2 separate regions of the Homo sapiens genome follow, and region 1 is linked to region 2. A link is an interaction called in ENCODE POLR2A ChIA-PET data of the cell type or tissue named here. Cell type or tissue: K562. All regions are shown on one strand. Links, peaks and the distances in the headings refer to the core of each region. The heading gives the core; the rest is flanking DNA. Region 1 overlaps SNAI1 (snail family transcriptional repressor 1). Region 2 holds the start of LOC105372655 (a long non-coding RNA gene).

Region 1 (5,369 bases), core at 154-5,153, 69 kb after region 2:
CGGGCGCCGTGGCTCACACCTGTAATCCCGGCACTTTGGGAGGCTGAGGCGGGCAGATCACTTGAGGCCATAAGTTCGAGACCAGCCTGGCCAATATGGTGAAACCCCGTCTCTACTAAAAATACAAAAATTAGCCGAGCATGGTGGCACATGCCTGTAATTCCAGCCACTGGGGAGGCTGAGGCACAAGAATCGCTTCAACCCAGGAGGCAGATGTCGCAGTGAGCCGAGATCACGCCATTGCATCCCAGCCTGGGTGACACAGCGAGACTCCATCTGAAAAAAAAAAAAAATTCAAATGGTTCAGAACTAAATAATGTGTGTGTATGTCTAGGAAGAGAGGGAAGATGTATCCATGATAAAACGTTAACGTATTGAAGAATCTGAATGTACGATTCCAGTTTACTGTTTCTTGCAATTTCTGTCAGGCTGCAATTATTTCAAAGTAAAACGTCTTAAAAATCTTTAAAAAATGGCTCCCTTCTTCCCTCCCTCCAGTCCTTGTCCACCCCAATCCCACCTCCTGCAACCCACCAGGGAACCACTTTTGTTAGTATATTGTCCTAACCTCCAGAGTCTCCGTATGCAAATACAAACAAGAATGAATCACGTGTTGATGATTTTCATCCCTCTTCTGCCCACAGAAGGGAGCACATCTGCCGGTGATTTCTTTTTCACTTAGTGCTTTGGGGTTTGCTCAGGATCAGAATATAGAGGCTTTCCCCATTCTTTTCTCAGCTTCATAGTATCTACCCCCACTAGATCCAACATCCCCTTGGTGGTGTGCTCCACCAAGCCCGGACTTTTTTTTTTTTTTTTTTTTTTTTTTTTTTGAGACAGAGTGTCACTCTGTAGCCCAGGCTGGAGTGCAGTGGCACGACCTCGGCTTACTGCAACCTCTGCCTCCCAAGTTCAAGGGATTCTCGTGCTCAGCCTCTCAAGTAGCTGGGATTACAGGCATATGACACCACACCCAGCTAATTTTTGTATTTTTAGTAGAGACGGGGTTTCACCATGTTGGCCAGGCTGGTCTCGAACTCCTGGCCTCAAGTGATCTGCCCCACCTTGGCCTCCCAAAGTGCTGGGATTACAGGCGTGAGCCACCTCGCCCGGCCAATTTTTAAATTTTTTTGTAGAGACAATGTCTCGATGTGTTGTCCAGGCTGGCCTTGGACTCCTGGGCTCCAGCAACCCTCACACTTCAGCCTCTAAATAGCTAGGACTACACAGATGTGAACCACCATGCCCAGTTCCCCAGATAATAATACTAAATAACTGTCACCCACTAGGGCTCAGGTGTGCTGGGCCATGGGCTGGGTGGCCACAACTGCCACAAGTTTCTTAAATACAGGCTTCATCTCCAAGGCCACCAACACCCTGAGCCAGGCCACCATCCTCCCTCCTTTCCTTCCCTCCCTCCCCTCTGGCCCTTTTTTGTTTGTTTGTTTGTTTGAGACAAGGTCTCGTTCTGTGACCCAGGCTGGAGTGCAGTGGCGAGATCTCAGCTCCCGACCTCAAGCGATTCTCCTGCCTCAGCTTCCCAAGTAGCTGGGACTACAGGCATATGCCCCACCATGCCCGGGTAATTTTTTATTTTAGTAGAGACGGGGTTTTGCCATGTTAGCCAGGCTGGTGTCGAACTCCTAGCCTCAGGTGATCTGCCTGTCTAAGCCTCCCAAATTGCTGGGATTACAGGCATGAGCCAGGGTGCCTGGCCCCCTCTGGCTTTCTCATGGTCTCCCTGCCTTTGTCTTTCTCCTCCTGGACCCCTGAGATCCATTCTCCCAAGCAGCCAGGGAGATCTTTGTAGGAAAGGTAACAGCAGGCCTCAGCACTCTCCTGCTTTACAGCCCCAGTGGCTGCCCTAGGGGCTTAGACAAAATTCCCACCTGCTTAGCACCACAAGCTCTGCAGAGCTGGGCCCACTCTCCTCTCCCACCCTGTCTTCCCAGTCCCTCCGCCATCCTGGTCTTTCTCATGGGGGCAGCACATTCCAGCAGGCTTGCTATTCCCTCCCCCAGATCCTTCCCTGCCGGCATCTTTCTCCTCCTTCAGGTCCGGGCTGGAATTCAGCTCTTCCAGGGCTCTCACTGCCTTGGCCTGGGGAGCCCCACCCCGTTGTTCTCTAGTGCCTGGCACCCTTTCATTCTGTCCTGGCACCATCACTGTAGAAAAGCGGCTTGTTTATTTAATCACTTGTTTGCTTTCTCTCTCCCCGACCAGAACATACGTCCCATGAACGCAGGGATGGCCTGTCTTGTTCACGGGTGTAACCCCAGGGCCTGGCACATATGGTACCCTCGAAACCCCTGAATGAATGAATGCCTCTGTACAGTCTCCGAGAGGAAGGCACTACTGTCACCCTGTTTTATAGACACAGAAACTGGGGCCCCCAGAGGGAGAGAGCCTTGCTCCAGGTGCCCTGAGAGTCAGCGGCATGAGCCCAGCCTACCGAACTCCCAGGATGACCTGAGGGGCCGGGCTTGGTGACCTCAGGCAAGCCCACCTCTGTGCCTCATTTTCCGGAGGCCCGACCCCCAGGGATTATGTGAAGTCATGAAATCATTCATTCAGCACCTACTGTGGGTGGATGGAGACGACCTAGAGGGACCCGCAGGGACCCAGGACACAGTAGGCCTTCAGCTCATGGATGCCCAACCCCCATCCCCCCAACTCCCTAACTTCCCTTCAGGGAGGCAGGCCACAATTTGGCGATTGTTAGAGAACGTTTTTTTTTTTCCTTTTGGGAGGAAAGCTGCAAGTCATTAAGGGCTGCTCCCGGCCTGCGGGTCACCATTTCCTGTTTAGAAGAAAGAATCATCTCTCCTTTGGAACATGAAGCTCCCCCCACCCCCAGCCTGACTCTGGGGCTCCGAAGCTCTGGGACGCCTCAGCTCCTCACAGGAAACTGGCACCTCCAGCACCTTTTGTGTTCAAAAAGGACACTCATTTTCTCCTGGCCCCAAGAGGCCCCCAGTGGTGAGGTCACCACCATCGGCTGGCGGGGAATGAATTACCCTAGCCCAAGACGCATGCTGACCGTCCCGCCGTCCTCGGAGCAGGAAGCTGAGTGACCCCTACCCTTTGGCCTGGCTTCTCACCCTACTGGCTCCAGCCAGCCAATTTCCTCGCATCAAAGGCCATTTGGTACCCAGCAGCAAGACGGAGGTGTGGGACTGACAAGGAGGCCCAAGGGGGCCTGGAGCCCTTGGAAACAGGAAGGACATCCTCTGTCTCCTTGGTCGCATTCCACTCGCATCTGGGGGAAGCGGACAATCCCACCCCAAAAGACCTGCAGTGCTGGGGCAGAGCTTTGCAGCCTGTCTAGTTGATAAGACCCAGGAAGCCAGCTTTGCACTCCGTGGGCCAGATCAACTTCAAAATTCAAGAACGAGAAAGTAAAAAGCCACAGTGTATAGTGAAGAGCTCGTATGGATGCCGCTGGCTCACCCAAACAGCAGCAGACAGGACACCCAGGCCAACGGGAAAACCCAGTCTCATAAGGTCCCTGACAGTGACACCCAGGACTCCAAAGCCCTATGATGTTTCCAAGGACAAGATTTAAGGCTGTGTCAGAAATATCTAAGCTTCAGGAATTCCTGTCCCCTCCTCCCTTACCAAAGACCTTTCAAAATACCCACTCCTCTATGACACCAAAGACTTTTTAATATATAAATTAACTGCTTTATTGAATATCAATAAACTGTACATATAACTATACAAAACGTTTCCTTGATACAAAATGTTTGAAATATAAATACCAGTGTACCTTTAAAAATGTAAACATCTTCCTCCCAGGCCCACCTGTCGGGCCCCCAGAATAGTTCTGGGAGACACATCGGTCAGACCAGAGCACCCCACTTGGGCCCCCGACAAGTGACAGCCATTACTCACAGTCCCTTTTCAGACATTGTTAAATTGCCCGGGAAACAGGTGCCACCCCACCAAACAGGAGGCTGAAATAGCTGCCTGGGCTCGGGGCATCTCAGACTCTAGTCTGCCACCGCCTCCGCAGGCCCTGGGGCTGCACCTGGGGGTGGATTATTGCATAGTTAGTCACACCTCGTGGAGGGTGGCCTGAGGGTTCCTTGTGGGGGGGTGTGTGTGAGGGGAGTGGGGTCCCCTGAGTGGGGTGGGAGCTTCCCAGTGAGTCTGTCAGCCTTTGTCCTGTAGCTCAAAGCAGCTGTATCCAAACAGCTCTGGATACAAAAACCCACGCAGACAGGCCAGCTCAGGAATCCCCCAGGGCTGGGGGCCAGCTGCCCTCCCTCCACAGAAATGGCCATGGGAAGGCCTCTTCCAGAGCCCAGGCAGAGGACACAGAACCAGAAAATGGTCTTCATCAAAGTCCTGTGGGGCTGATGTGGCCAGAAGTGGGGCACTCAGGAGGGAATTCCATGGCAGTGAGAAGGATGTGGGGTCCTTCCTGCTGGAGCTGGGGAAGGCTGTCAGGCAGGGGCAGGTATGGAGAGGAAGAGGGAGCCTCGAGGGTCAGCGGGGACATCCTGAGCAGCCGGACTCTTGGTGCTTGTGGAGCAGGGACATTCGGGAGAAGGTCCGAGCACACGCCTGGCACTGGTACTTCTTGACATCTGAGTGGGTCTGGAGGTGGGCCCGCAGGTTGGAGCGGTCAGCGAAGGCACGGCTGCAGTGGGGACAGGAGAAGGGCTTCTCGCCTGGGGAGAGAACGCCAGAAAGGCCGAGTGAGCCGTGGGACAACGGCTGGCAGTGATGGGAATCCCTCCCCGCATACCCCAAACCCTGAAAGAATCCCATGATCCCAGGAAAGCCAGGCCTCCGTCAAACACACAGCCAGGGTCCAAAGGCCGGGACCTGACGGAGCTCTGCTGCTTCCCACTGTGCAACTCTGAGCAAGTTGTCTGGCTTCTCTGAGCCTCCATTTTCCCACCTGTAAAATGGGGCTATTCACCCCCCACTCATAGGGGTTGATAAGTGACAGAAGGTAGGGTACTCATCCACATCCCGCAGGGACGTGCGAAGTGGTCAACAATGACTCAACACCTTTACTGATTCATCCTACTGTCACTTGATCCTACTGTGGTCTCATTTCAGAGACAGTGAAACTGAGGCCCAGAAGTAGCATGTTCAGGTTCCCCTGGCAGGACCCCAAAGCCTCTGATTTCACCTACTGCCCTTACTGCCTTCAGTCAAGGGAGGACGTGACTGGTGTCCTTACCATCAGTCCTGGAGTCATTCCTTGATTTACTCTGTTGGGGGCCAAAGCCAGAGTCAGCCTTAAGAGGCTTCCCCACCCCCACCTCCAAGCTGGTTAGGCCACTCCTGGGGCCCGGCCAGCAGCCTGCTTTCCTCACCACCCCACCTCCTGCGCTGTAATCCCAAATCTCCTT
Region 2 (5,369 bases), core at 259-5,258:
CCTTTGACGAAAGGACTGGTATTAGGCCCACTCAACAGAGAAGGAAACTGAGGCACAGAGAGGCTAGGCAATATGCCCAACGTCACACAGCAAGTAAGTGGCAAGGCAGGGATGGGAAGCCTAGCTACAGGGCCCAAGTTCCCACACTGCAACCATTGGGTCCTCACCGTCTCCAGCCCCAGATAAGGGGGGGGTTTTCAATTGAGTTTTCCCATTTGTCTTCTCTAAAACTTAGAATTTTTTCCCCAAAAGTCTATGTTGGCATTTGGATCATTGCTAAAATGGCAGGTACCTCAGGTAGCCAGCCATTAACCTCCTGCCTGGGCCCCAGACATCCTGCCAGGGGCCCCAGTTTCTCTGAAGAGGGGCCAAAACAGCCAGGAATTTCACGCCCCTCCTGCCCTGGGCCAACTTCAAAACAGCTCCATGTCATAAGCCCTGCTTTGATTCCAGTCATTTTATGAGCATGAAATTCAAGTCTTACTCCCTCCGAGGTTGTCAAGCTCCTTGGGGGATAGGGTGGCCTTGTGGGGCCACTGGACAGGCCACAGGGAAGGTGTCAGGGCTTTCAAAAGATCTGAGGTTGGGAAAGCCAGAGTCTCCCTTTAAGACTCAGGGCTGTGCCTGGAGAGGGGACCCAGGGCCCACTTCTCCTAGGAAGCACCTACTATGTGCTGGGTGTTCTGCCAGCCCATGTTGGCCTCCACTCTCCACAACAGCTTCTACAAAGCCAGATGACTTTTCCCCAATTACAGATGGGGAAAATGGGGCTTAGTGAGGAACAGTCACTCCAGTCACTGGGCAGAGTCAGGATCTAGGCTCTTTCCCCTGCATCCTGCTGCCTCCCGACTTCCAGAGTCACAGCAAGAGGGACGAAGGGCAGACAGGTGGAGAACTTCCCTCCCAACTGCCTGAGCTCTGGGCTGTAGCCGAAGGTGATGAGACTCACTTGGGTGGACCTTCTGAGGTGCATTCAGAACTCGGGGATAAACATTGGCTCTAACTTATCTGCAAGGCACCAGAAGGGGAGAGACCCCCGAAATCTCGGCTGTGGGTGTCCACGTTGGGTGTGGACATGGGCTTCTGGGATTAGGGGTTCCACAGAACCTGATTTCCTGGTTACCTCCTTGAGGCCGGGCCCTCAACAGCTCTTCACAGCCCCCACCTCACTGGCTGGACAGCATCCAGCCCCCAACACAGCCTGAACAACAGCCCTGAAATGCCCCGAAACGAGTCTTCCAGGGCCGCCACAAACGTGGTGGCTTAGAAAAAGAGAAGTATCAGCCCGGGCAACATGGCGAGACCCCATCTCTACAAAAAATACAAAAATCAGCTGGGCGTGGTGGTGCATGTCTGGAGTCCCAGCTACTAGGAAGACCCAACCAGCTCCCGGCTGGGACCCTGCCATAGCTCCCTATGGCCCTTAGGCAGACATCTGGCCACACCCCGCGGGCCCTGCACAACTCAAAGGAGCTCTCCATTCATTCCTTCTCTCATTCATTCATTCATTCACACATTTATTCACACAGCAAAATCCGAACGAGTCTTCCAGGGCTGCCATAAACGTGGTGGCTTAGAAAAAGAGAAGTATTAGCCTGGGCAACATGGCGAGACCCCCATCTCTACAAAAAATACAAAAATCAGCTGGGCGTGGTGGTTCGTGTCTGGAGCCCCAGCTACTAGGAAGGCTGAGGTGGGAGGATCACTTGAGCCTGGAGAGGTCGAGGCTGCAGTGAGCTGAGATTGCACCAATGCACTCCAGCCTGGGCGACAAAGCAAGACCATGTCTCAAAAAAAAAAAAAAAAAAAAAAAGGCCGGGCGCGGTGGCTCACGCCTGTAATCCCAGCACTTTGGGAAGCCAAGGCGGGCGGATCACGAGGTCAGGAGATCGAGACCATCCTGGCTAACATGGTGAAACCCCGTCTCTACTAAAAATACGAAAAAAATTAGCTGGGCGTGGTGGCGGGCGCCTGTAGTCCCAGCTACTCAGGAGGCTGAGGCAGGAGAATGGCGTGAATGGCGTGAACCCGGGAGGAGGCGCCTCCAGCCTGGGCGACTCTGTCTCAAAAAAAAAAAAAAAAAAAGGAGAGAGAGAGACAGAGAAATATGTCCTCCCACAGTTCTGGAGGCCAGAAGTCTGAAGTCAGGGCATCAGCAGGGTGCGCCCCTCTGAAGGCTCCGGGCAATTACCCGCCTTCACCTTATTCCAGCTCCTGGTGTTCCCCAGGGTTCCTCGGCACCCCTGGGCTTGTGGCCGCATCTCTCCAGTTCCTGCCTCTGTCTTCACACGGCCTTCTCCTCTGTGCCTCTCTGTGTATCCTCCTCCTCTTCTTCTTCTTCTTCTTTTTTTTTTTTTTTTTTTTTTGAGACAGAGTCTTGCTCTGTCACCCAGGCTGGAGTGCAGTGGCGTGATCATGACTCACTGCAGCCTCCGCCTCCCAGGTTCAAGTGATTCGCTTGCCTCAGCCTCCCGAGTACCTGGAATTACAGGTGTGCAACACCACGCCCAGGTAATTTTTGTATTTTCAGTAGAGATGGGCTTTCACCATGTTGGCCAGGCTAGTCTCGAACTCCTGGCCTCAAGTGATCCACCAGCCTCAGCCTCCCAAAGTGCTGGGACTACAGGTGTGAGCCACCATGCCTGGCCTTCCCACTCCTCTTCTTACAAGGCCACCAGGCATTGGACTTCGGGCCCACCGCAACTCCAGTGTGATCTTATCTGGAGATCCCTATCTAATTAATCAGCCAATGCCCCTACTTCCAAATATGGTCACATTCTGAGGTTCCTGGTAGACATGAACTTCAGGGGAACAGAAGGTCATCCACCATAAGCACCTACTGTGTGCTCCAGGCCCAGGGGACAGTATGGTGGATGAGGCAGACAGGACGGGCTCTGCCCTCATAGAGCTCCAGTTCAGAGGTGGGGTGGGAGGGAGGAAGACAGAAACATAATTACAGAAGTGATGCTTTCGTTACAACTGCAATAAGCTCTGCCAAGAAGCATCGGACAGAGCCCTCACCTTCGGCTGGGCTGGGATGGGTGAGACCATCAGCACCCAGTCACCCAGCCTGCCTTGCCAGGCCTGGGCAGCGGCCTCCCAAAGGCCTATTTCCCTCCACCCAACTTCCCTCTCATGCTTCCTGGGGTCGTTGCCTGGAACTCACTTCCTCCTGGAAGCCTCTCCTGGCCCTACAGTCTATGTCAGGTGCTTCCTCTGGCGCTCCCAAGGCCCCCGAACTTCCTCCTATCACTGGTAGGTGGTAGGGTTGTCTTTTTTTCTAACTTGGGAATTTTTTATTTTTTTAAAGACAGGGTCTCGCTCTGTGGCTTAAGCTGGAATGGTGCAATCACAGCTCACTACAGCCTCGACCTCCCAGGCTCAAGCAACTCTCCCACTTGAGCCTCCCGAGTAACTGGGACTTCAGACAGGCGCCACCATACCCAGCTAATGTTTTGATTTTTTTTGTAGAGATGGTGTCTCTCTATGTTGCCCAGGCTGGTCTCAAACTCCCAGGCTCAAGCAATCCTCCCATCTTGGCCTCCCAAAGCGCTAGAATTACAGGGATGAGCCACCGCTCCCGGCTTAACTTGGGAATTCTTTATGTTTATTTACTTACGAAAAGACTGCTTTCAGTTAAAAAAAAAAAAAAAAAAAACTTTGATAGAAAAGTGCACTCTCGGCCGGGCGTGGCGGCTCACATCTGTAATCCCAGCACTTTGGGGGGCCGAGGCGGGTGGATCACCTGAGGTCAGGAGTTCGAGACTGGCCTGGTCAACATGGAGAAACCCTGTCTCTACTAAAAACATAAAAATTAGCCAAGCATGTTGGCAGGCGCCTGTAATCCCAGCTACTTTGGAGGCTGAGGCAGGAGAATCACTTGAACCCAGGAGGCAGAGGTTGCAGTGAGCCGAGATTGTGCCACTGCACTCCAGCCTGGGCGACAAAGTGAGACTCCATCTCAACAACAACAACAACAAAAGATTAAAAAAAAAAAAAGAAAGTGCACTGTCTTCCTCCCCTCCCTAAATATATGGTCCAGAAATTCCCTCTCTTGGCAGGCAGATGCACTCAGCATAGTCACTGGTACACAGTAGGTGCACCATAAATGTTTGAATCCATGAGTAGCCAGTGCTGGGCTCTAGGGACAGGAAGACAATGAAGTCACCACCCCTGGTCCCCAGGAATTCACTGCGGTACAATCTCTATGCTGCCCAGTCCAGAGTGGGGTACACAGTTGGTGCTCCCTAAATGCTGCTGGTGGTTGGGAAGTTGCCCTTGGGGTCCCTGCCATCTTTGCTGCCATTGGCGCAGTCAGGGCTGGACCCTGGGTGGAGTGGACCCAGGGGCTGGCGGGGTGCCCTCTGGGACAGCTGGGGCCAGGCTGCCAGAGTCTGGGAATCCCGGCTTCCTTGCCTCAGGCACCTGCTGTTTTCTCTGGGTCTTGACTCTGGTGGTCGGCTTTTCGCATCCAGGTCTTCCGTCACCAACCACTGCTCAGACTTCAGGACCTTGGTGGAGGACAGGGCGTTCCCGGGCCATCCATTAGCATTTATCACGTTCCTCCCATGTGCCCGGGGCTGTGTCACGTGCCAGCATGGGGAGCGGGAAGAAAATGCCAGGCCTCACTGTGCGGGGCAAGTCAAGGGAAAAATCCTGGATTCAGCCGCACAAGCGGAGGGGCAGGAGGAAGACCTATCATAGCCTCCTCTTATGAAACCTTTTGTGCTGGGCCACTCCTGTACCCACGTGATCTCACCTGATCCTTACAACAGCCTTTCGAGTCTGGCACCCTTGGATTCCCAGTTACAGATGAGGACACAGGGGTCCAGAGAGGCTGAGACTTGCCTGGGGCCACACAGCAAGTCAGGCATGGGGATAGCAAGGACACCAGGCAGCTTGCCCTGCGGCCCAAACCCTCGTCTTTGTCCAGCCACTAGAGGTAGGTATGTGGGGAGGAGGGAGGAGGCCTTCTTTTCTAACTTTGCAATTCTCTGTATTTTCTAAAGTTTGTTCAATGGACATGTTTCACTTTTGCAATCAGAAAGAAACGAAACCGAGAAAGCATGTTGTTTTAGTAGAGATTCCTTATGAAGCTGTTTTCTCTCACCCTTCTGAACAGCCAACTGTCCCTGTGCCTCAGTTTCCCTTTCAGCCGCAGTGCTGGTGGGACAACACAGGGACACACACTTTGGGGAAAGCAAATTAGCAATGGCTCTCAGAAGAGGAAAAGTGTCTACCCTGCACAGCTCTACCTCTAAGAATTGACCATCAGAGTCTAGACAGCACCTGCCTGAGTCCTCGAAGACTCGGACACCGGGTGCCCGTAGTCAGTGTGGTCTGTAGTAGTGAACCTCAGGCAGCAACCT

The links. ChIA-PET counts read pairs that join two places held together with the same protein. Peaks named below come from ENCODE experiments on the same cell type or tissue, not always from the same donor. Only the 100,000 strongest peaks of a DNase experiment are listed, where the experiment ranks them.
Region 1: POLR2A ChIA-PET joins it to region 2 with 5 read pairs; 22 of 35 experiments call an interaction of 5 or more read pairs at or near these places.

The regions. Positions count from the first base shown.
Region 1 is chr20:49,987,179-49,992,547 of GRCh38, reverse strand. SNAI1 (snail family transcriptional repressor 1) reads right to left here. Exons shown (of 3, transcript NM_005985.4): 3 at 3,662-4,676. The coding sequence ends at 4,492. Among named protein-coding and RNA genes, the nearest start is that of SNAI1, 6.9 kb to the right of the region's middle. RefSeq lists an enhancer at 2,134-2,886. In K562, for the core only: no CTCF peak of the experiment used is centred there; DNase peaks (open chromatin) are centred at 2,887 and 4,975.
Region 2 is chr20:50,056,641-50,062,009 of GRCh38, reverse strand. LOC105372655 (a long non-coding RNA gene) reads left to right here and starts at 4,446. Exons shown (of 4, transcript XR_936832.2): 1 at 4,446-4,942. RefSeq lists an enhancer at 5,032-5,121. In K562, for the core only: no CTCF peak of the experiment used is centred there; no DNase peak of the experiment used is centred there.